Regions from separate parts of the Homo sapiens genome. Here region 2 is linked to region 1. The links are chromatin loops, found by intact Hi-C in ENCODE. Cell type or tissue: body of pancreas. All regions are shown on one strand. Links, peaks and the distances in the headings refer to the core of each region. The heading gives the core; the rest is flanking DNA.

Region 1 (5,000 bases), core at 1-5,000:
TACCCCATTGTGAGAATCAAATGATAAGTTCGGGCAAGGTGGCTCACACCTGCAATCTTGACAGTTTAGGAGGCCAAGGTGGGAGGGTCTCTTGAGCCCAGCGGTTCCAGGCCAGCCTGGGTAATAGAGTGAGCCCTTGTCTCTAAAAGAAAAAGGAAGACAGAAAAAGAGAATCAAATGATAAAATGCATGTGAATGAGTCTAGTGAATGCGAAGTGCTTTTAAAATGAGATGTGGTTTGAGCAGTTCCACAAGCATGCCCAGGGTCACTACCAGTGACAGGCAGGACTGGCCATATAATTTGCAGGGCCCAGTGAAAAATGAGAGTGCAGGGCCCTTTGTTGAGAAAGTACTAAGAATTTCAAGACGGCGGCAGCAGAGCATTAGACCCAGCACAGGGCTCTTCTAAGTACACGGCCCTGTGTACTACACAGGTCACATACCCATGGAACTGGTCTTAGGTACAGACCCTGCAAAGAACCGTACTGTGCCTTAGGAAAGGGCTGCTCATCCCACATCCAGGTATCTGCAGCCATAGCGCATGTCATCTTTGAATTCTGAAGGGCAGTAATGTTTAGGGAAAATGCAAGCACATGTGTTTCCAAATGCCAAGGAAGGCAAGTGCAGTGATCAGAGTGGTTTTCTGGGAGAGTGGGTGGGGCTAGCAAGGCTGCCATCGGAACTGTGGAACTGACTGTTCTCCACAGACTCTGGCCTAGAAAAAAAAAGAACCGTGTAGCTGTATCTACAGGGCCTGTTGTTGTTGCTGCGGTGTATTACAACACAGCCTGGCAGCCTCCCCTGCCTTTCTGTCTTCCTCCTGGAAGAGCCTGGTCCCAGACATGTGACACGTCCACACAGCCCTCTGCAGATTTGCCCACACTGCTCCTCACTGTTCCCTCAATTATTAGGCTTTTCCAGGTCTGCATGCTTTTTGCTCACGCTGTCCCCTCCTGCCTGGGAGTCCCTTTCCCCCTTGTCCACACCCCTCTGTCTGGCAAACACCTACTTCATCTTCTAAGATTCAGCTCTACTGTCAGGTGACCTCTTCAATGACGCCTTCCCTGCCTCTCGTAGGAAGAGCTGATTCCTCTTTCCTTGGCGCCTTCCATTGTGCCCTATGCAGACATCTGTCACAACCCCTGTAACATGAAGAGGAGAACTGACATGTTACGTGTATGTCACTGTCTCCTAATGAAGCCCTTGAGGGTTGGGACATATATACCCTGATAGCATAGAGCTTAATATGTGCTGTTATTTTTATTTTATTTTATTTTATTTATTTATTATTATTTTTTTTGAGATGGAGTTTTGCTCTTGTTGCCCAGGCTGGAGTGCAATGGTGCCATCTCGGCTCACTGCAACCTCCGCCTCCCGGGTTCAAGCGATTCTTCTGCCTCAGCCTCCCGAGTAGCTGGGATTACAGGCATGCGTCACCATGCCTGGCTAATTTCGTATTTTTAGTAAAGATGGGGTTTCTCCATGTTGGTCAGGCTGGTCTCGAACTCCCGACCTCAGGTGATCCGCCCACCTCTGTCTTCCAAAGTGCTAGGATTACAGGTGTGAACCACTGTGCCCTGCCTAATATGTGCTATTATTAAGCATAGTAGATGCTTAATCAATTGGTATTAGTATGCAGAGGAATTTTGATCAACTTTGTTTTTCTGCGTTAATGAACAAATACATTGTTTCAGTGACTCCCCTCGGCAACTGGTAAACAGGGAAGCTTCTAGGCACTGAGGACAGACAAATGACTGAGACAGAACCCCTGCCCTCGAGGCGGTTTCAGTCTTGGCTTTATTTGTCTTTTCTGCAGACATCATCACCCTTTTTTTTTTTTTAGAATGGAGTCTCGCTCTTGTTGCCCAGGCTGGAGTGCAATGGTGCGATCTCGGCTCACTGCAACCTCTGTTCAAGCAATTCTCCTGCCTCAGCCTCCTGAATAGCTGGGATTACAGGCATGCGCCACCATGCCCGGCTAATTTTTTAAAATTATTTTTAGTAGAGACGGGGTTTCTCCATGTTGGTCAGGCTCGTCTCGAACTCCCGACCTCAGGTGATCCGCCCATCTCGGCCTCCCAAAGTGCTGGGATTACAGGCGTAAGCCACCGCGCCCGGCGCCCAGGCATCATCTCTTGAAGGCAGCATGGCGATTTCTGGACGAGGCTCTTCATAAATGTTTGAATGCAGTATAGTGCAAAGAGAGCAGGTTTGGAGCCAGGAGACATGAGTTCTAATCTGGCTATGGGATATTAGGTTTCCATAGGTAACTATTAGGTCCCACGTGTAACTAGCTATGGGACATCAGGTTTCTGTTTCCTTAAAAATGAGAGAGTTGATTAGAGATTCCCTAAGGCCCAGGTGCAGCTCCTGCATCTCTATGGGAGTAACTCAGAGGTAGCCATCTGGTTGGCAGTCTACCTTTCGGAGTTGGCGGAAGAACTCAGCCGTTTTGTTTTTGTTTTTGTTTTGAGATGGAGTCTTGCTCTGTCACCAGGCTGGAGTGCAGTGGCGTGATCTCGACTCACTACAACCTCTGCCTCCCAGGTTCAAGCGATTCTCCTACCTCAGCCTCCCGAGTAGCTGGGACGGCGCGCGCCACCAAGCCCAGCTAATTTTTGTATTTTTAGTAGAGACGGGGTTTCACCATGTTGGCTAGGATGGTCTCGATCTCTTGACCTCGTGGTCCGCCCACCTCGGCCTTCCAAAGTGCTGGGATTACAGGCGTGAGCCACCCCACCTGGCCGAACTCAGCCGTAAGGCCTCTTCCTGTTTTAATCTCCTGGGATCTCCTGCTTGAAAGGTAGCAAGCCAAGAGAAAGTATGGTCTTTACAGTCACTGGGTGTCCAGAGGGAGGTGATATCTGCTAAATTGGTTCTCGAGGTGGGATTTCCCCAGTCCCGACTGGGCATCTTAGACTTAATGGGGTTGCTTCCTAGGGCTAACCTGGCCAGCTGACCTAACAAACAGCCTGGCCTGCCCCTCTCCGGCCTCTAGGTAGGCCCTGTGGACAGATAGGAGGGGCAGTGCCTTCAGAGAGACGATACAGATGGGAAGTCAACTAGCTTGCTTAGGCATTAATTTCTCGGGAGGTAAGAGATGTGAGGGGGTGTCAGTTTCCACCATCCCTTCTCTATGGCCCCCACAAAGGGCAAGGGCCAGACACGTGGGCTGGCGTGGGGAGGTGGAGGAGCAAATGATGGGGGCGGGGCCTCATTTGCATGGACGGCGCGCGGCCACCAATCCGGACAGGCGGATCGACAGCCCGCGCGCCTTTTGGGGGCGGACTGACAGCCCCGGGGCCCTATGGAAGGCGGGTCCTGCGGCCGGCTGGGGCGGGACGGCGCCGGGCGCTGCCCCGGGGATTCGGGCCGGCTCGCGGGCGCTGCCAGTCTCGGGCGGCGGTGTCCGGCGCGCGGGCGGCCTGCTGGGCGGGCTGAAGGGTTAGCGGAGCACGGGCAAGGCGGAGAGTGACGGAGTCGGCGAGCCCCCGCGGCGACAGGTACCGGCGCCATGGCCACGGAGATGGGGCGGCCGGCCGCGGCGCCCCGGGAGCCGAACGCCCTCCTTCCAGGTCCCGCCGCGGTCGCACTCGCTGCCTCAGCTCCCACCCCCACGCGGCTTCGCAGCCCAGGAGCCGCGTGTCGCGGGGGAGCGGGGTCCGGAAGCCTCGAGGGGAGCGCGCGGGAGGCCTCGGCCCCACTGCGGCGCCCCTCGCCGCGCCCCAGGGGCCGCGGGGCCGGTGCTCCCCGCGGGAGGCGCGGAGACTAGTGACCGCGGGCGCCGCTCTCCGCCCCCGCCGGCCTCTCCCGGCAGAGGCGAGGCGGGTCGCGCCCGCCCGTCCTCACTGGGCTTTTGTTTCCCGCCCGGGATGACAGGTCCCGCTCCGCCTCCGGTCTCTGGCCCCCGGCTCTCCCCGGACAGGCGGCCGGACCCTCAGCCGGCACCGCTGCGGGCGGGAGCCAAACTTCGCTTTCGGGTCCGGGCGCCGGGACAACCGGACCCCAGGGCGAGCCGAGCGCCGGGACGCCGCGGGCGCGGGGCGGATTCGCCCACCTGGCGGGGCTGTGAAGGGGATGGTGGCGGGGTGGCCGCGCTCCGGGTGTGGACGGGCGGTCCCCGCCTTCACCTGCCGCCTCGGGACAAGCGTTGGGGAACCGCATCGCCGCTGTCGGCCGCTTGTGGAGGAGTCCGCGCAGCGCCGTCTAACAGGTGATCCGCGTCACTCCCAGGCCATACCGAAGCGGCTGAACGCTGTGCCAGGGCTCCTTATGCTCTTCTGTTCTGGGACGTGAAAACGTCTTCCGCCTTATTGGTCGTCCAAAAAGGTGCACCGGTCACAGTATAAGAGTCAAAAACCAGTATTACCAAAAAGACACTACGAGCGTCAGGGTGCAGAGTGGCTTTCTTCGATTAACGAACCGGCAGGACCATCGTAGTCTCTAAAATCGGGTTCTGCAGTGGTGGCGAAAGCGTAGTAAGTTTCAAGTTGTAAGCGGAGATGCAGAATTGTAGATACCCTTCAGTGTGGTTCAGGACAGTGTGTTCAGCGTTTGGCCGCCGTTCAGTAAATTCTGCATGAAGCAGTTTGAGCTCGTGGTTTTGGATTTACTTTTCAGGAGTATGTTTTCCAGTGGAATAAGGCTTACTACTGAATGGGAGCTTTCTTTGCCTCTCTGAGTGTAGACAGGAGTGTTTATTTTCATTGTCTTCCCATTTTGTTAGATTGTGGACAAGGGAAAAGTTAAAGCATATTTTGGTTAAGTATTTTTAATAGTCTGGGATTCTATCCACCTCCTCCATAAGGGTTTTTACTTTAGAGAATTATAAAGTAATTCTCTAAAGGGAGCTGCTTCTCTTGGTGTTTGAATCAAAAGCCAAGAATCGACTTGAAAAAAATTCTTATTCTGGTGGGAAATTTTTATTGTCATACTTTCACTTCACCATTTTCTGTTTGTCTCTCCCCCAGCTGACCTCTGCCTGACAGTCTGCAATTATG
Region 2 (8,408 bases), core at 1-5,000, 55 kb after region 1:
CAAGACTCCGTCTCAAAAAAAAAAAAAAAAAAAAAAAAGAGTTTACTGTCAAAATATAGGGCATTAAACCAATGAACAGGATTTATTGGTTAATTCTTTGAAGGAATAAATAGTGCGATTAGCAATAAAAGTAGATATAACATAAAAGACAAGTTGGTAAAGGACAGTTTTCTAACAATGAGTTATTGTGAGGAATGAAGGGAGGCATTAGAAAGAATGGATAATAGTATATTTGCATATCTGCCTGGATGTCTTGGGATGGACTGTGTGACCTTTTTATTCTCTGATTACAAGTAAAAAGTTTGACCTCCTTTTTCTTAATGTTTGTCTTTTCTAGATTGTCAAAAGAGTGGGGAATGGTGAGGAAACGCCGATGATTGGAGACAAAGTTTATGTCCATTACAAAGGAAAATTGTCAAATGGAAAGAAGTTTGATTCCAGTCATGATAGAAATGAACCATTTGTCTTTAGTCTTGGCAAAGGTAAGAGGGTATTTTTTTGAGTTGTGTTTTACTTAGCTTTATTACTATTTGTAATATATAGGAGCAGAGGATTCTATCCTTTCTAAAAGTAAAGAAATTTTAGAGTAGTAGTACTCAAAGAATGGTCTGAGAATCCCTAGGGCTCTCTGAGATCTTTTTAGGGGGTCCCAAATGTCATTTATTTTCATAACAATACTAAGATATTATTTGCCATTTTACTGTATTGACATTTATTTGCACTGATGGTACAAAAGCTGCAGTTGTAAAAAAACTGCTGGTTCCTTAACACAAATCAAGGCAGTGGTAACCAGCTGTTCCAGTAGTCATGGTATTTTCCACTGCCACTCCTTCACTATTTACATAAGGGAAAAAGCTAGTTTCACGTAAAAATGTCCTGATAAAGCAGTAAAAATTATTAGTTTTATTGAAACCCAATCTTTGAGTTTCACATCACTTTGATATTCTGTGACAGAAAGGGAAGCACGTGTAGAGCACTTCTGTCCCCCAAAGTATGATGGTTGTCTCAAGGAAAAGTACTTGTGCTCTTGTTTTAGTTGAGATCTGAACTAACTGCATTTATTTCATGAGATACCATTTTTACTTGAAAGGGCAAATCTGATTATGCAGACTTGATTCAGTATTTGGCAGGTGTTTTTCTGAGAATGAATGGAGTAAGTCTGTCACTTCAAGGAAAAACAACTGACAATGTTTTTTGCCATTAAGTTTTCAAGTAAAAATTATAGTTTAGGAGAACTCCTATTTGCCACTGTGGGCTTATTTGCCACTGTGGGCTTGACAGCTTCCGAAGACTTTTCTGATGAGATTGGTGGGTATTAATGAATGTGGTTTTAAATATACAATGAAATGTGTCCACATTTGGAAGATCTGTATAACTAAGAATGAATATTTTCTCAGTGACCAATGCAAGATGTTACAAGATCATGTGTGAATAAACAATTCATTCAAAGTTAGACCAACAGATTTTAATGTAACAGTATGAAAAGTTCACTGATACACTTTCAGTTTCCACATTGTAATTGACTTTTATGAATCTTACAAGTTGTACAGTTTTGATGTAGTATCAGATAATTATATTCACAATTATCTAAAAGGTTGTTAAAGGGCTCCTACCCTTTTCAACTATCTATCTTTGTGGGTTTGGATTTTCTTCTCTATGTACTTCAACCAAAATTGCAACAGATGAATGCAGAAATAGGAGAATCTGGTTGTCTCGTGTTACAAGTCAAACACATTTCCACATGTATAACATTCTAAAACAATGACACTCGTCTCACTAATTTTTTTTTTATTTTGGAAAATACAAAATATACAAATACTTTGTACAAAATTAAATTACTTATATTAACATGGGGTTATTCTAAAATGAATTATTAAATAACTACTTTTTTACTAAATCTCAGTAGATATGTCAAATAAACAAGTTCTTTGGAGTCCTCAATTTTTAAGATGTTAAGGGGTCCTGAGGAAAAAAGGTTGAGAACTACTATTTTCAAGTATTAAGTATGATTTTTACTAAATTATTTTCAAATGCCTTTTTTTTTTGAGACAGGGTCTCGATCTGTCACCCGGGCCGGCTCACTGTAGCCTCAACCTCTCAGGCTCAAGTGATCCTCCCAACTCAGCCCCGCAAATAGCTGGGAATACAGGTGCATGCCACCATGTCTGGCTCGCTCTGTTGCCCAGGCTGGAGTGTAGTAGCACCATCTCGGCCCACTGCAGCCTCCACTTCCGAGGTTCAAGCAAGATTATCATGCCTAAGCCCCCCAAGTAGCTGGGACTACAGGCGTACACCACCACGCCTGGCTAATTTTTGTGTTTTTTGTAGAGATGGGGCTTTGCCATGTTGGCCAGGCTAGCCATGAACTCCTCACCTCAAGTGATCCGCCCACCTCAGCCCACCCAAACACCTGGGATTACAGGCATGAGCCACCATGCCCAGCCTAATTTTTTTTTTTTTTTTTTTTTTGTAGAGACAGGGTTTCACCATGTTGCCCAGGCTAGTCTTGAACTCCTGGGCTCAAGCAATCTGCCCGCCTCAGCCTCCCAAAGTGCTAGGATTATAGGCATGAGCCACCACACCTGGCCTCAAATGCTGTTAAATGTCTTTAGTTCATTTAATGTTCTTATTTTTTAATCTTGTAGGAATAATAGCCCATACATCAAATTAAACTTTGTAGAACATGTGGCTTATTGGAAGTTGGTGGCTGAGTTACATCTTTTATTCTTGTCTGCCACAGACAAGCAACTGTAGTTTGTTCCTAGATTAGGGAAAAAAGAAGTATTCCCCCTATTCACCACCATGGCTATGTGTGGACTTCATTCCCTTGTCCTTCAGCTCTGTATCTAGTTGAATTGCTAACTAAGCATGGATCTGGAAAGGAAATATAGTAAGCAGAAACTGAGGAGTTACTTTCTGTCTCTTGCCACTCAGCCTTCCCTGCTTCCTGTATCATTTGTGTGCCTGGTGAATTCTGCTTCCCGTCCAGCTGTGCTCTTTCCAAGCTCCAGTTCTGGCCACGCCCCTGCTCTCTTCTCCTTTGGGTCTTTAGTAGGTTAATGGCTCATGAGATATTAATTTTTTGTTTGAATAAGATAGCAGTAAAAATCAAATACAGTCTTGTGGCAGATAATTATGACAGTTATTTTAGAATTTTGTTGTTGTTGTTGTTGTTGATTTAGGCATATGAACCTCCAGGGCTGCCAGAATGGGTGTGGCATCATTATTTAGGTGACCTAAGAGTGACTGACCTTGTCAGACCCCCTTGTTCCTGCCACCTGCTAAATCCTTACTCTATCCTTAGAATTCCTGTCTTAAAGAAGCTGAGAGTTAAGATAACAGGTCCTTTTAGCAGTTATCTTGGTGAGCAGAATTAAGAATTGTTGAGAATTTATATTGGTATCTTCTCTACTGAGATTTTCTCAGTAAAACACTATGGTGAATGAGTTTCCTGGAATTTTAAGCAGAGTAAGAAGATTTTCTGAGTTATTTTTTTTAAATACAAGTTGGGAGAAAAAAAGAGGCAACTTTCAGTTGACTTTGTACCTCTGACACACCTGTCTAGAGTCAGTGCGGTCTCATGGAAAAAGCTTCCAGCCGGGCATTAGGAAGCCAGGGTTCCTGTCTTCCCTGTTCCTTGTGGTGTGTTAACATGAGTAAGCCACTTAATCTTACCTGCTTCTGTAAAAAGAAGTCTGTGGAGAGCTTATGTGATTCCATTCTTGTTCCTTCTGTAAAGAATGCGGGAACAAAAACCATAAAAGACTAATACCAACACAAAGAGACCCTTAGAGGCCTCCTTAAGATGGTAATTGGAAATACTAGGATAGAGCAATATACCTCTGGTAAAACATCTATAACATAACGTATTTAGTTGCCTACAAAACAAGAAACATTGGTTAGGCAGTTTATAGTTTTGTGGGGTTTTTTTTTTCCTTTTTTTTTTTTTTTTTGAGATGGAATCTCACTCTGTAGCCCAAGCTGAAGTGCAGTGGCGTGATCTTGGCTCACTGCAACGTCTGCCTCTGGGGCTCAAGTGATTCTCGTGCCTCAGCCTCCCCAGTATCTGGGACTTCAGGCGCGCCCCACCACGCTTGGCTAATTTTTTGTGTTTTAGTAGAGACAGGGTTTCACCATGTTGCCCAGGGTGGTCTCGAACTTTTGAGCTCAGGTGATCCGCCTGCCTTATCCTCCCAAAGTGCTGGGATTACAGGCATGAGCCACTGTGCCCAGACTATAGTTTTATACTTATATTTTATAGCATTAGGTAGTTTATCAAAATGAAGAAAATAATATAAATGGACAGTAGTATAAATATTATTCATTGAACTCCATTGATCCCTTATATTGTACCTCTCCCAAGGGAATAAATAGAAATATTTCAATGGAAAGTCATCCTAATTTGGGGATTCTAGTATGACTTCAGTATTTAACATAGAACTATAAGAGCCTATCTGTAAAAATCCCATTGAAAAGATAAACATATCATAAAATACACAAATTCAAGCTATACCTACACTTGCTTTGTATATGTCTTTTGCTTTGTGTATGTCTGTTGCTTTTATCATACCATCTTTTTCTCTTTTCTTTTTTTTTTTTTCTTTCTGAGACGGAGTTTTACTCTTGTTGCCCAAGCTGGAGTGCAATGGCATGATCTCAGCTCACTGTGACCTCCACCTCCCAGGTTCAAGCAATTCTCCTGCCTCAGCCTCCCAAGTAGCTGGGATTACAGGCATGCGCCACCACACCTGGCTAATTTTGTATTTTTAGTAGAGACGGACTTTCACCATGTTGGCCAGGCTGGTTTTGAACTCCTGACCTCAGGTGATCCACCCGTTTTGGCCTCCCAACGTGCTGGGATTACAGGCATGAGCTACCGCGCCTGGCTAGCCGTACCATCTTTTAAACTCTATTCTTTACTTTCTTCATCTAAGGTTATGATAATCATATATACTACATATATTATATATGATTATATAAGTATATATTATTATGTTGAGGATTAAGATAATGTACACCATCGCCTAGCATTCAGCCTAACAAATGGTAAGCACTCAGATGTTGATTATTATTGTGGCAGTGTTAGGATTTTTCACTGGTTTTATAATGGAATGGTAAAAGCTGTGTTATAACATCTTGGGTCCTGACTTCATCTGTTGACTATGCATGCGTACAAACCTTGGAAACAATGCTCAGCCATCTTGCTTAGCCCCAGGAAGTTGGGAAAGACAGAATCAATCTAAGGGAACTGATTATTACTACTGTGGAATATGTTACAGAAATTAGAGTGAAGAGGTGATGATTTCTCTTACTAGGTTTTCTTAACTAAATATTAGAGGTTGTGAATTATTAGAACTGGTCATAGCCCATTTAAAAAGAAGCTGAATTAAGAACAAGGATTTTCATACATACTTCTATAATAGGGGTTCTGTTCTTTTACCCTACTCCCCCCAGCAAATATATTTTCACTAAAATGGAAGAGGGCAATAGATTTGGAGGATGAAAGAATTATTTCTACCCTTTTTTTTTTTTTTTTTTTTTGAGACAGAGTCTTGCTGTGTCGCCCAGGCTGGAGTGCAGTGGCGTGATCTCCGCTCATTGCAACCTCCGCCTCCCGGATTCAAGCGATTCTCTTGCCTCAGCCTCCTGAGTAGCTGGGACTACAGGTGCATACTACCATGCCTGGCTAATTTTTGTATTTTTAGTAGAGATGGGGTTTCACCATGTTGGCCAGGATGGTCTTGATCTCCTGACCTCGTGATCCACCCACCTCGGCCTCCCAAAGTGCTGAGATTACAGGCGTGAGCCACCACACCCAGCCTCAATCTTACTATTTTTTGGATTCTTTGTACAATTAGTATAATTTAGGTGACAATCATATTAATATTTGTGTCGAAGCCACTTTGGTTTTTTTATTGAGGTATTATTTACGTATAATAAAGTTTACCCTTTTAAGTATATAGTTTGATGAATTTTGATAATATTTCTGTAACTACCACCACAATCAAAATATAAAACAATTTCTTTACCCTAAAAAGTATTTTTATGTCCTTTTGCAGTCACTTTCCTTCCTGGACCCTGAGCCCCAGGCAGTCACTAACTTGGTTTCTGTTACTATAATTTTGCCTTTTGTAGAATTTCATATAAACAGAATCTTGTATTATCTTTGGTGTTGACTTCTTTCACTTAACATAATGACTTTGGGATTCATGCATGTTGAATTCCTGAGAAGTATTCCACAATTTGGGAATGCCACAGTTTGTTCACCCATTCAAAAATAGGACATTTGGTTGTTTGCAATTTGGGGCTATTCAGTTTTTCATATCCTTATTAACACGTAGTATTGTCGATCTTTTTAACTTTAGCCATTCTAGTAAGTATGAAGTAGTATCTCACCTTGGTTTTTGTTTGCATTTCCCTGATGACTAGTGATGATTGAGGGTCTCTCTTCTTGTGCCTAGTGGGCATTTGTATGTTTTCTTTTGTAAAGTGTCTGTTCAGATCTTCTGCCCATTTTAAAACATCAGTTGTTTGTCTTACTGAGTTGTACTTAAAAGGACAAGCACTTTGGCAAATATGATCTCCCAGTCTATCTTGCCTTTTTATTTTCTTAATTGGTCTTCGGAAAAGTAAAAGTTTTTACTTCTGATTAAGTCAGCTTTATCAGTTTTTTCTTTTATGGTTTGGTTACCTACTGTTATTAACCATTTTTGGTTTGATGTGATTTTTTGTTTACTATATTACAGACTAAGGTACAGAGAAGCTCGGTAAATTGCCCAAGGCTATACAGTAAGTGGCAGAGCCAGGATTCAAATCCAGGTAGTCTTTCTTAAGTTATGTTAGATCTTAAGGTTTAAAACATAGCCCAAACCAGGTACAGAAATGAAGTAGGTCCTGGTTAGCAGTATTTATCGAGTGCCTGATATACAGTAGAAATTTCTCTTTTTTTTTGAGACGGAGTCTCGCTCTCACTCAGGCTGGAGTGCAGTGGCACGATCTCGGCTCACTGCAACCTCTGCCTCCCGGGTTCAAGTGATTCTCCTGCCTCAGCCTCCTGAGTAGCTGGGATTACAGGCATGCACCACCATGCCTGGCTAATTTTTATATTTTTAGTAGAGACGGGGTTTCACCATGTTGGCGAGGATGGTCTCAATCTCCAGACCTCGTGATCCGCCTGCCTTGGCCCCCAAAGTGCTGGTATTACAGGGGTGAGCCACTGCACCCAGCCACAGTAGACATTTCTTACCAGTAATGATATGTCATAGTAAGGTTTATCAAAAGCACTGGCGCTTGTGTTCGCTCGCTCTCTCTCTCTCTCTCTCTCTTTCTTCCTCCTCCTCCCTCTTTCTCTCTCTCTTTCTCTCCAGAGACTTGCTCTGTTATTGGGGCTGGAATGCAATGGCACCATCATAACTCACTACAGCATTGAACTCCTAGGCTTCAGTGATCCTCCTGCCTCAGCCTCCCAGAGTGCTGGGATTACAAGCATGAGTCACTGCACTCAGCCAATATATTCTTAGTATCTGTTTACTTTTTTTTACATGCAGTTTAGGAGCATTCAGGAGATTTTTAAGGAAAGCTTTTAGGCTAAAATATTTAATTTTTTTAATTGTCCCCAAAAGTGTGAGCCAGAAAGACAGCAAACTTTAAGAAAGTACTTACTTTGGTTTTTCCTGGTACTTTGCGATAGAGGAGGAATGCTTCCAATTTCCACTGCTGAGTGGATATCAGGGAGGAGCTGATTTAGGCTGTGGAAAGCTGAGCAAATTTCTCACTCCATTTAAATTCGATATTACATCATGCCTTTGTTCTCTTTTTGAGTACAGTGTTGTGGTGCTATAGTTCTTTGCAAAGAGTAATTAAAACATGACCCCTACCTTCAAGTATGTAACAATTTAGTCTGGCAGAGTTGATCCTTAAGGCTGTCCCAGGACAGATAATGCTACCATATCTGTTTTCTTTCCCTGTTTGTTTGTTTGTTTGTTTTAATTATAAGCCATGAAGGTGGGGAGGGATTATCCTGTGATTAGTTCTCTTAGTAGTTAGAGAAATGACAAAAATACAATGTAACATAAGATATGAACACTTTAAAAGAGTCTTAAACATAAATTACTGTAATCTCAGCAGTTTGGGAGGCCAAGGCAGGAGGATCAGTTGAACCCAAGGGTTCAAGACCAGCCTGGACAACATGGTGAAACCCCATCTCTACAAAAAATACAAAAATTAGCCAGGCGTGGTGGTGCACGCCTATAGTCCCAGCTTTCTCAGGAGGCTGAGATGGGAGGATCACTGGAGCCCAGGAGGTCCAGGCTGCAGTGAGCTATGATCACATGCCTTCACTCCAGCCTGGGTGACAGAGCGAGACACTGACTCAAAACAAAATACATAAATTAATTTGTTTAATTCAT

The links. Peaks named below come from ENCODE experiments on the same cell type or tissue, not always from the same donor. Only the 100,000 strongest peaks of a DNase experiment are listed, where the experiment ranks them.
Region 2: it touches region 1 in a loop (2.0-fold over the local background); 20 of 110 quality-filtered maps call a loop at or near these places.

What each region holds. Positions count from the first base shown.
Region 1 is chr6:35,687,307-35,692,306 of GRCh38, reverse strand. It overlaps FKBP5 (FKBP prolyl isomerase 5), which reads left to right and starts at 3,392. Exons shown (of 11, transcript NM_004117.4): 1 at 3,392-3,503. RefSeq lists a silencer at 3,163-4,012 and enhancers at 4,273-4,362, 4,383-4,452. In body of pancreas, for the core only: a CTCF peak has its summit at 3,078; DNase peaks (open chromatin) are centred at 786, 3,266, 4,226, 4,546 and 1 weaker place; H3K4me3 peaks cover 1,632 bases; H3K27ac peaks cover 4,283 bases.
Region 2 is chr6:35,629,088-35,637,495 of GRCh38, reverse strand. It overlaps FKBP5 (FKBP prolyl isomerase 5), which reads left to right. Exons shown (of 11, transcript NM_004117.4): 3 at 338-482. Among named protein-coding and RNA genes, the nearest start is that of MIR5690, 31 kb to the left of the region's middle. In body of pancreas, for the core only: no CTCF peak of the experiment used is centred there; a DNase peak (open chromatin) is centred at 3,005; H3K27ac peaks cover 2,330 bases.